Regions from separate parts of the Homo sapiens genome. Here region 1 is linked to region 2. Evidence: chromatin loops called from intact Hi-C (ENCODE). Cell type or tissue: ovary. All regions are shown on one strand. Each heading gives the region's core, and the rest is flanking DNA. Links, peaks and the distances in the headings are about the cores only. Region 1 overlaps PPTC7 (protein phosphatase targeting COQ7). Region 2 has its middle 14 kb from the start of TCTN1.

The links. Hi-C counts contacts between places; a loop is a spot of excess contacts. Peaks named below come from ENCODE experiments on the same cell type or tissue, not always from the same donor. Only the 100,000 strongest peaks of a DNase experiment are listed, where the experiment ranks them.
Region 1: it touches region 2 in a loop (2.1-fold over the local background); 74 of 110 quality-filtered maps call a loop at or near these places.

The regions. Positions count from the first base shown.
Region 1 is chr12:110,541,378-110,546,756 of GRCh38, reverse strand. It overlaps PPTC7 (protein phosphatase targeting COQ7), which reads left to right. Exons shown (of 6, transcript NM_139283.2): 3 at 679-877. Among named protein-coding and RNA genes, the nearest start is that of PPTC7, 39 kb to the left of the region's middle. RefSeq lists enhancers at 2,722-2,821, 5,303-5,379. In ovary, for the core only: no CTCF peak of the experiment used is centred there; a DNase peak (open chromatin) is centred at 3,006; H3K27ac peaks cover 2,433 bases.
Region 2 is chr12:110,597,678-110,603,056 of GRCh38, reverse strand. No RefSeq gene overlaps it. Among named protein-coding and RNA genes, the nearest start is that of TCTN1, 14 kb to the left of the region's middle. In ovary, for the core only: CTCF peaks have their summits at 673 (motif pointing right) and 2,613 (motif pointing right); a DNase peak (open chromatin) is centred at 697.

The DNA.
Region 1 (5,379 bases), core at 80-5,079, 56 kb after region 2:
TGTGCCATTAGCCTTTCAGTCTAGGGAAGATTCTGTGGCCCGTGCACAGCAAAGCTATGCAGAGTTCTTTGCCCAGAGTCTCTGTCGAATGAACAGGTTGATTCCACAAGCTGCCTGCAGAAATTTGGTCTTGTTACCTCATAGTGAGTGAGTCATTAGTCTCCAATAAAAGTTCTTCCTGACCTCAACAGATGGAAATCTGGTTTAAAATTGTAGTTATGTGCCCTGTCTTAAATGTGAGTGAATTTTGTGGCCAATGACTAATAAGAAATGTCGGGAAAATGTAACATTTTCATTCTGGCATTGAAGTATTAAAACTTAATATCTCAACAACATGTTTTTGAGCATTTGGCATAGATGACAGCACTGTTGAAATGAAATAGTGTGATTAAATACCAGTCATTTTTATTGCTTTCTGTCAATGCAAATGGAAGAATTCAGATCATCTGTGGCCCAATTACTATGTATAATACAAATCCTTTTTCTTTCCCCACCGTGTTAACCCTGATCAGGATTTTATTGATATTCGTAGAGGATGTGGAGCATAACTAAGAAAGGTCCTGTTTAGGCAAAGGAGATTGAAATTATGGTGTGTTGCTCTGTGGGGTCATGTGTTAAAATGTGTGTGCAAAGGCAGCCTAGGAAGAAAAAATAAATGGAGATGATTTTTGTTTCTAGGTAGCAGCACCGCCTGCATTGTGGTGCTGGACAGAACCAGCCACCGCTTACACACAGCAAACCTGGGCGATTCAGGCTTCCTGGTTGTCAGGGGTGGTGAAGTCGTGCACCGATCAGATGAGCAGCAGCATTACTTCAACACTCCATTCCAGCTCTCAATCGCTCCCCCTGAAGCCGAGGGAGTCGTCTTGAGCGACAGGTAATCTCCCCTCTCAGCCATTAAGTGTGAGCAGGACGTGGCTCATTCATAGTCCCCTCCTGTCCCCCTTGAGTGCAGTGAGGTAGGCATTTCCATGAAAAGAATACACTGAGAATGTTCTCATCAAGAGGACCTTTTAGTTTAACTTTGAAAGATACTTTTCTGGAACTAGATAATCTAGCTAAGTGGAATTCTGATAAATACCCAATAATTTGACAAGACCATGAAAATACTATTTCAGGCTTACAGAATATCAATTTTTCATATCAACACCACATGGTACATACAGTACTTTATTAAATTGTGCTGGAGAAATGAGTCATTGTTCATGCATGCCATTGCTTGTACAAGATTTTGCATACATTGTTAGGGAAGAGCACAAACAGACATCTGCGTTATTTATTGGAGTAACTTCCTGATTCTCTAGACCTCTTACTACATGCATCAAATAGAACTTGCAGGAAATGGAGTCAAAATGGTCTTAAGTGACTGGGCACGGTGACTCACGCCTGTAATCCCAGGACTTTGGGAGGCTGAGGCGGGTGGATCACTTGAGGCCAGGAGTTCAAGACCAGCTTGGCCAACATGGTGAAACCCCATCTCTACTAAAAATGCAAAAATTAGCTGGGCGTGATGGCGGGCGCCTGTAGTCCCAGCTACTCAGGAGGCTGAGGCAGGAGAATCGCTTGAACCCAGGAGGCAGAGATTGCAGTGAGCCGAGATTGCGCCACTGCACTCTAGCCTGGGTGACAGAGCAAGACTCTGTCTCAAAAAAAACCAAAACAATAAAACCAAAATGGTCTTGAGGTGGGCACAGTGGTGTAGGACCATAGTCCCAGGTACTTGAGAGGCTGAGGCTGGAAAATCGCTGGAGTCCAGCCTGGGTGACATAGTGACACCCTGTCTTTTAAAAAAAGTGGTCTTGGATATGTTCTTTGATAATGTTATTGAGGTGTTCTCTTTTTCTTTCTCACATCTTTTCTCAGTTCACTTTTAAATTGTCAAGAACGTTCCAAGATGCTGCTTTTTTTCCCCGCCCCTTCTCTGAGACAGAGTCCTGCTCTTGTTGCCCAGGCTGGAGTGCAATGGCATGATCTCAGCTCACTGCAACCTCCGCCTCCTGGTTCAAGCGATTCTCCTGCCTCAGCCTCCCAAGTAGCTGGGATTACAGGTGCCCGCCACCATGCCTGGCTAATTTTTGTATTTTTAGTAGAGACAGGGTTTCACCATGTTGGCCAGGCTTGTCTCAAACTCCTGACCTCGTGATCCACCCGCCTCGGCCTCCCAAAGTGCTGGGATTACAGGCATGAGCCACTGCGCCCAGCCAAAATGGTGCTTTTTTTGAGTTGACTTTTACAGTTTATCTTTTCTTAGATGAGTGTCCAGAGTAAGGCAAAGCCTCAGATTTCAGTGTCTTTAACAATCTTATAGCTTTATAGGACCTGGCACAAACATCACTGGCAATTCATAAATGTTGATTAATGGACAATGAACCTTTTGTAAAAATAGAAGCATTCTAGCAAGTACTTGTCTCTACTTAATAGCTCTCATTAAACCATCTCTTAGGTCCAAACTAAGATAAAATGAATTATTATTGCCATCTTTTAAACTGGAACGAGCATGTTATGTAATTAAATGTTCAGCATTGCCCATCTAAAAATTTAGCAGTAAAAGTAACTTTTACCGGTAAAAGTCTAAATATTCTTCCAATTATGGTCACCAGTCTAAATCCAAAAGTAAAAAGTAAAAGTAGGCGGGTGACCATAATTGGAAGAGTATTTGATTCTAGGCCCTTCTAAAGTTGGCTGTAATCTACATTATTGTTAGCCACACTGGAGTGGGGAGAACTCTGAACCCCAAGGCCTCCGTAGAGCCCAAGCTCAGATCACAGTTTTTGGAGACTGGTGCTTCAATTTTTTCTTCATTTGATTCTTCTTGTTGGGCTTCCAAGCACCAAAGCAGCCCTGCCATATCTCACACACTGTCTGTGGGACAGACAGGTTGGGGCAGTACTCTGCCGGCATGCCAGCGAGGTGGAGGTGGCTTCCCCTAGAGCCCAGAGACAGCTCGCTAGCATGTGATTTCAGCTCATGTTTCAGTGCGGTCAAAAGTTTCCAGCAGCACAGTATGTTCAATCAAAATGGGCAAAACTGCAGCTGGCAGAACACCAAGCTCATGGGTGGGAGTGTTAGGAGAGGACGAACTGTCCAATGGGAGCAAGACTCTCACAGACAGAATAGCAAAGGACACTTCTGGGGAAAGAAAAACCTCAGCATAAAACAGAGCTTCAGTGCCAACCTGGTCATTAATCTACACTTCTAGAATCTGATTAGCTTTCAAAGGCTGAGCAGATGAGAGCGTCTTGCATTGTTTTCTCTTTATTCCACAGAAAGAATTGACCTGATTTCCCCCAGTTTTACAGTCTTTTTCCCTTTTTTTTTTTTCATGCTGCATGTATCTCCTTAGTTAATGGTCCCTCTTATCTACAGAATATTATTTTAACCTTAACTTACAGGTTTTCCTTTAGTAGACATTTTTACAAAATGTTGATTATCTAAATATGTAAGTGAAAGTCGGTTCCCTGCAGCAGCACATGGCAGAACTTTACATGTGCCACCTTTTTCCTCAGTCAAGTGAAGATGAACCAGAAATTTTCTGAGTGCATTTAGTGTGAATCCTCATAGGCATGTGTGCTTTTGTTTGTTAGTTTTTATGCTTTCTCTTCACAAATGTTGTCACATGTTGCTTACACAAGTGTTGGGGTTTTTCCGTGGAGCTTAGGGTGCTTTGGATCTGGTGCCTCCCTTCCGGGTCGGTATCTGATTTGCTTTCCTGGCTCTTGTTCCTTAATTACAGATTAAGGCGGATTATCAGATCTCACCTTTCCCTCCCCAGGGAGGCCTGGAAGGAGGGAAACTGGCCTTAAGAAGTCGCCAAGAACCAGCCTCAGGAGGCCATGATCTCTGAATATAGGATCTTTTCTCCCCACCCGGGGTTTTCCCCCATTTTTATGTCTGTTTTCATCAGGCATTGTCAGAGAAAAAGATCTTCCATCTGTTTTTTTTTTCAAGAGTTGTACACAAAAAAGTTTAGTGAGACATCTGCCTCCTGTTCCTGCCCTTAGCCACATATTCTGTCCTCAAAGGTTTCTTTATGAGCAGTTTCTTTAGTTTCTTTTTCTTTTTTTTTTTTTTTTTTTTTTTTTTGAGACAGAGTCTCGCTCTGCTGCCCAGGCTGCTGGAGTGCAGTGGCGCAATCTCGGCTCACTGCTACTGCTGCCTCCCTGGCTCTAGCAATTCTCCTGCTTCAGCCTCCCGAGTAGCTGGAATTACAGGTGTGCACCACCATGATCTAACTTTTTGTATTTTTTAGTAGAGACAGGGTTTCACCATGTTGGGCAGGCTGGTCTTGAACTCCTGACCTCAAGTGATCTGCCCACCTTGGCCTCCCAAAGTGCTGGGATTACAGGTGTGAGCCACCACCCACAGCCCGCTATGAGCAGTTTCTTTGATTCTCTCCAGATCTATTCCCTGCATATAGAAGCATCCATGTCTGTGTGTCTTTCTGCCTTTTTTTTTTTACGGAAATGGTTGCACATACGACACACCGTCTTCACCTTGCTTTCTTCAACAGTATATTGAAGAGTTTTTTCCCCCAATTTGGAGAGTCAAATATTTTGCTGCTTCATTCAGTTATGCAACAGATATTTCTTCTATTTTTTTTTTTTCTTGAGATGGAGTCTTGCTCTGTTGCCCAGGCTAGAGTGCAGTGGCGCCATCTCAGCTCACTGCAACCTTCAGCTTTGGGGTTGAAGCAAGTGATTCTCCTGTGTCGGCCTCCCAAGTAGCTGGGATTATAGGCGCACGCCACCATGCTTGGCTAACGTTTGTATTTTTAGCAGAGATGGGGTTTCACCATGATGGCCAGGCTGGTCTTGAACTCCTGACCTCAAATAATCTGCTTGCCTCGGCTTCCCAAAGTGCTGGGATTACAGGGGTGAGCCACCACGCCTGGTCAAGATATCAAGATATTTCTTGAAGACGTGTTACATGAGGCACACTAATAAATACCTACGTATGATGACCACTTTGGGACCCTTGGGAGACACAGAGTCCTTACTATGCCAAAATACTGTAGCTATTTCCGGTGAATGTATTCTTTTTTTTTTTTTTTTTTTTTGAGACGGAGTTTAGCTCTCGTTGCCCTAGCTGGAGTGCAATGGTGCAATCTCAGCTCACTGCAACCTCTGCCTCCCAGGTTCAAGTGATTCTCCTGCCTCAGCCTCCCTAGTAGCTGGGATTACAGGCGTGTGCCACCACGCCCAGCTAATTTTTTGTATTTTTGGTAGAAACGGGTTTTAACCAGGCTGGTCTCAAACTCCTGACCTCAGGTGATCCGCCCGCCTTGGCCTCCCAAAGTGCAGGGATTACAAGCGTGAGCCACTGCGACTGGCAAGTGAATGAATTATTTTTTTCCTTTTTCTTTTTCTTTGAGATGGAGTC
Region 2 (5,379 bases), core at 325-5,324:
AAAAACAAATTAGCCAGATGTGTTGCCACACACCAGTCCTAGCTACTCGGGAGGCTGAAATGGGAGGATCGCTTGAGCCCTGGAGTTGGAAGCTGCAGTGAGCTATGATCATGCTACTGCACTTCAGCCTGGGTGACAGAGCAAAACCCTGTCTCCATTTAAAAGACAACAAAAGCTGTCCAGGCTTGGTGGCTCACGCCTGTAATCCCAGCACTTTGGGAGGCCGAGGCAGGCGGATCATGAAGTCAGGAGATCGAGACTATCCTGGCTAACACGGTGAAACCCTGTCTCTACTAAAAATACAATAAATTAGCCGGGCGTGGTGGTACACACCTGTAGTCCCAGCTACTCAGGAGGCTGAGGCAAGAGAATTGCTTGAACCCGGGAGGCGGAGGTTGCAGTGAGCCGAGATCACGCCACTTCACTCCAGCCTGGGTGACAGAGCAAGACTCCGTCTTAAAAAATAAATAAATAAATAAAAGCTTAAAAATGTTATTTGAGAAAGGGTGCAGGATTCAGGTTTCCTTAATTGGAAAAGACAAGATGATGTTAATTCTCCAGAAAGCGAAAGGAGAAAATATATGTTAATCTTGCCTCAAAATCGATTGTATGGTCCTCAGGATTTAGCAATTCTGAATAATGCCATTTCACCTATTCCCTGCAGATGGCAGCCTTTGTCACCAAAACTTGGTTCCTCTCACAGGGTTGACCCGGAGCAGAGGACAAAATGCTATTCTTTCATTGGCTCTAGTTCACTCAACAAATATTTACTGAGCACCTACTATGTGCCCGGACCCAGAAACAGCAGTGGTCAAGCAGGCACCAGCATTGCCCTCTCAGAACTTCCAACAGTTCTAGAGCTTCATTCTAAGGAGCTGAGGGGCCCTCCCAAGGAAAGCTTCCATGAGAATGGGCCTTCAGTTACAGAAGCCTTAACAGGAGTCAGAAACAGAATGCCTTCTCGAGCAAAAACGATGTTGCAAAGGACATTACTCACCACCAATTGCTTTCCAGGCCTACCTGCACTTAAAAAGAGCCTTTCATAAGTTCCACCCTCAGAGGAAAGAGCTGGGATATTTTATTTTATTATTTATTTATTTATTTTGAGATGGAGTCTCACTCTGTTGCCCTGGCTGCAGTGCAGTGGCCCAATATAGGCTCACTGCAACCTCTGCCTCCCAAGTTTAAATGATTCTCATGTCTCAACCTCCCGAGTAGCTGGGACTACAGGCGCCCACCACCATGCCTGGCTAATTTTTGCATTTTTATTAGAGACAGGGTTTTGCCATGTTGGCAGGCTGGTCTCGAACTCCTGAGCTCAGGTGATCCACCTGCCTCGGCCTCCCAAAGTGCTGGGATTACAGGTGTGAGCCACCGTGCCCAGCCAAGAGCTGGGATATTTTAAATTAAATAATTCAAACTTAAAGCTGCTGGAACTTTCTTCTGAGCCTTGAGAGGAATGTGGCCATGTAGTATGCAGTTGCAACTTCTGCTTGTCCTGTAAATGATTAGAAATGACCCAGTAGGCCGGGTGCGGTGGCTCACGCCTGTAATCCCAGCACTTTGGGAGGCCAAGACAGGCAAATCACTTGAGATCAGGAGCTGGGGACCAGCCTGGCCAATATGGCGAAACCCCGTTTCTACTAAAAATATAAAAATTGGGCGTGGTGGTGGGCACCTGTAATCCCAGCTACTTGGGAGGCTGAGGCAGAAGAATTGCTTGAACTCAGGAGGCAGAGGTTGCAGTGAGCTGAGATTGCACCACTGCACTCAAGCCTGGGCAATACACAGTGGCTCACGCCTGTAATCCCAGCATTTTGGGAGGCCGAGGCAGACAGATCACAAGGTCAGGAGTTCAAGACCAGCCTGACCAACATGGGGAAACCCTGTCTCTACCAAAAAAAAAAAATAGCCAGGCATGGTGGCACAGGCCTGTAATCCCAGCTACTCAGGAGGCTGAGGCAGGAGAATCACTTGCACCCAGGAGGCGGAGGTTGCAGTGAGCCAAGATCACGCCACTGCACTCCAGCCTGGATGACAGAGGGAAACTCCATCTCAAGAAAAAAAAAAAGAAAGAAATGACCCACTAGCACCAGAGATAAGACCCTCTCAGGACATTACTCCTCTTCATAGAATGTTAAAGCATCTTCCTTGAAATGTAGCAAGCTGTTTTAATCAAATGACTGTAACATACATATGGGCCTTGGATGGAAAATGTTGCAACTCAGCTGCAACTGTTTCTATCTATATAAGTGAAACCTTAGCTTCCTCTCTTTCCAACACTGATCCCATTCCTTTGGAGTATGTGTTTCGCAGGTGATCATCCTCAAACCTTGCACTTGAATAAACTCTGTACTTAATCATATTTTCTAAATCTCGTTATGCAAGTTTGACAGATACTAAGAGGCATTGTCGCCAATGTAGAAAGAGGGTGGCAGGGTTATGGGGTGAGTGAACGGGAAGATTTAGGAAATACAGACCACGGATAACAATTCAAAATGCCCCACCAATTTTTAAACCAAACATCTCCTTTTTAAGAAAAATTATCCAAATTTTGGAAATAAGACCAAGAGAGGGCAGTGTAGTTCTTTCAATGTCATCAAGGACTTTGTTTCACAAGCTCACCCAAAGATTACTTAATTCTCTAGCAGGGATCAGCAAACTCTTTCTGTAAAGGTCCAGGTAGTAAATATTTTAGGCTTTGTGGCTGGTTCCTATCTGTCAACTACTCAACTCTATCGGTCATCATGGTCCACCATTTCTGTACAGCAAAAGCATCCTGGGGAGATACAGAAATAATTGGGTATGGCTGTGTTCCAATAAAACTGTATTTTAGGCCGGGCATGGTGGCTCACACCTGTAATCCCAGCACTTTGGGCGGCCGAGGCGGGAGGATTGCTTGAGGCCAAGAGTTCAAGACCAACATAGTGTGACCCCATCTCTTATTTTTAAAAATAATAAAATTAAAATCTTATTACAAACACAAGCAGCCAGGCCAGATGTAGCCCACCAACTACTTATATAGGCCAGGGACTGTTCCTTTGTTTGCATAGGTATTGATTGATTAAAGGCCCAGATTTTTGTCCAGTACAGTTTTTGGTTGTTTTTTGTTTGTTTTTGTTTTTGAGATGGAGTCTCACTCTGTTGCCTAGGCTGGAGTGCAGTGGCATGATCTCAGCTCACTGCAACCTCCACCTCCTGGGTTCAAGCAATTCTTCTGCCTCAGCCTCCCGAGTAGCTGGGACTACAGGCATGCTCCACCAGCTAATTTTTTTTTTTTTTTTTTTTTAGTAGAGATGGGGTTTTACCGTCTCAGGCTCCTGACTTCAAGTGATCTGCCTGCCTCGGCCTCCCAAAATGCTGGGATTACAGGCATGAGCCACTGTTCCTGGCCTTGTCCAGTAGAGTTTTGAATTATTTCTCTCCAGTACAAAAGAGAATCCCATAGCTTATAGTTCTTATTACCCTGCAGAAGATTAACCAGTTTTGTATCTAAAATTCCCACTTCCTCAAGTACCTACTTCTTCAAAACATTCTCTGAACCAACTTCACCATCCGACTGTTTCCTCTTAGACAAGTAGAATACTTTTCTGACGTGTCAATTCTATATTTGTTTGTTTTGTTTTTTGTTTTGTGTGAGATGGGGTCTCATTCTGTCACCCAGGCTGGAGTACAATGGTGCAATCTTGGCTGACTGCAACCTCCACCTCCGGGCTCATGCCATCTGCCCACCTCAGCCTCTCAAGTAGCTGAGACTATAGGCGCACACCACCATGCCCTGCTAATTTTTGTATTTTTTGTAGAGACAGGGTTTCACCTTATTGCCCAGGCTGGTCTCGAACTCTGGGGCTCAAATTATCTGCCTGCCTCAGCCTTCCAAAGTGCTGGGATTACAGGCATGAGCCACCATGCCGAGCCCTCCATTCTATATTTGAATGAGTCATGCTTTATTTTTATTTTTATTTTTTGAGACAGAGTTTCGCTCTTGTCGCCCAGGCTGCAGTGTAATGGCGCGATCTCAGCTCGCTGCAACCTCCACCTCCTGGGTTCAAGCGATTCTCGTGCGTCAGTCCCCCAAGTAGCTGGGAGTACAGGCGCCTGCCACCACGCCCAGCTAATTTTTATATTTTTAGTAGAGACAGGGCTTCACCATGTTGGCTAAGCTGGTCTCAAACTCTTGACCTTAGGTGATCCGCCTGCCTCCACCTCCCAAAGTGATGGGATTACAGGCGTAAGCCACCGCATCTGGCCCTCTCCCCACCTTCTTAATTTCATTTTCTACCTCCCCATCATTCCCTACACACTTTGGCCACACCGACCCTTTGCCTAATCCTCTAACAACTCACACTTTAAAGAAAAACTTTGGCTGGGCACGGTGGCTCACACCTGTAATCTTAGCACTTTGAGAAGCCGAGGTGGGTAGATTGCCTGAGCTCAGGAGTTCAAGACCAGCTTGGGCAACATGGTGAAACCCCGTCTCTACTAAAATACAATAAAAAATTAGCTGGGCATGGCGGCGTGCACCTGTAATTCCAGCTACTTGGAAGGCTGAGGCAGGAGAATCGCTTGAACTAGGGAGGCGGAGGTTGCAGTGATCCGAGATTGTGCCACTGCACTCCAGCCTGGTGACAGAGCGAGACTCCATCTACAAAAGAAAAAAAAAAAGATTTAATTGTGGTAAAATATATATAACAGAAAATTTCAGAAACCATCTTTAGGTGTACAGTTCAGTGGTAGTAAGTACAATTCACACTGTTGTGCAGCCATCAACACAGCCCATCTCCAGAATTCTTTTTCATCTTGCCAAACTGAAACTCTGTACCCATCAAACAATAATTCCCCATTCCTCCGCCCCCCCAACCCCTAGCAACCACCATTCTGCTTTCTGTCTTTATGAATTTGACTACCCTAGGTATCAAATTCCATTTAAGTGGAACCATAAAGTATTTGTCTGCCTGTGACTGGCTTATTTCACTTAGCATAATGTCCTTTAAGAAGTATATCCCTGTTGTAGCCTGTGTTAAGATTTAAATTTTTTTTCTTTTTTTCTTTTTTTTTTTTTTTTTTGCTCTGTCACCCTGGCTGGTGTGCACTGGCATGATCTCAGCTCACTGCAACCTCTGCCTCCTGAGTTCAAGCAATTCTCCTGCCTCAGCCTCCCTAATAGCTGGGATTATAGGCATGTACCACCATGCCCAACTAATCTTAGTATTTTTAGTAGAGATGGGGTTTCACCATGTTGGCCAGGCTGGTCTCGAACTCCTGACCTCAAGTGACCCACTCACCTCGGCCTCCCAAAGTGCTAGGATTATAGGTGTGAGCCCCCATGCCTGGCTCCTCCTTTTTTTCTCTTTTCTTTTTTAGAGACAAGGTGTCACT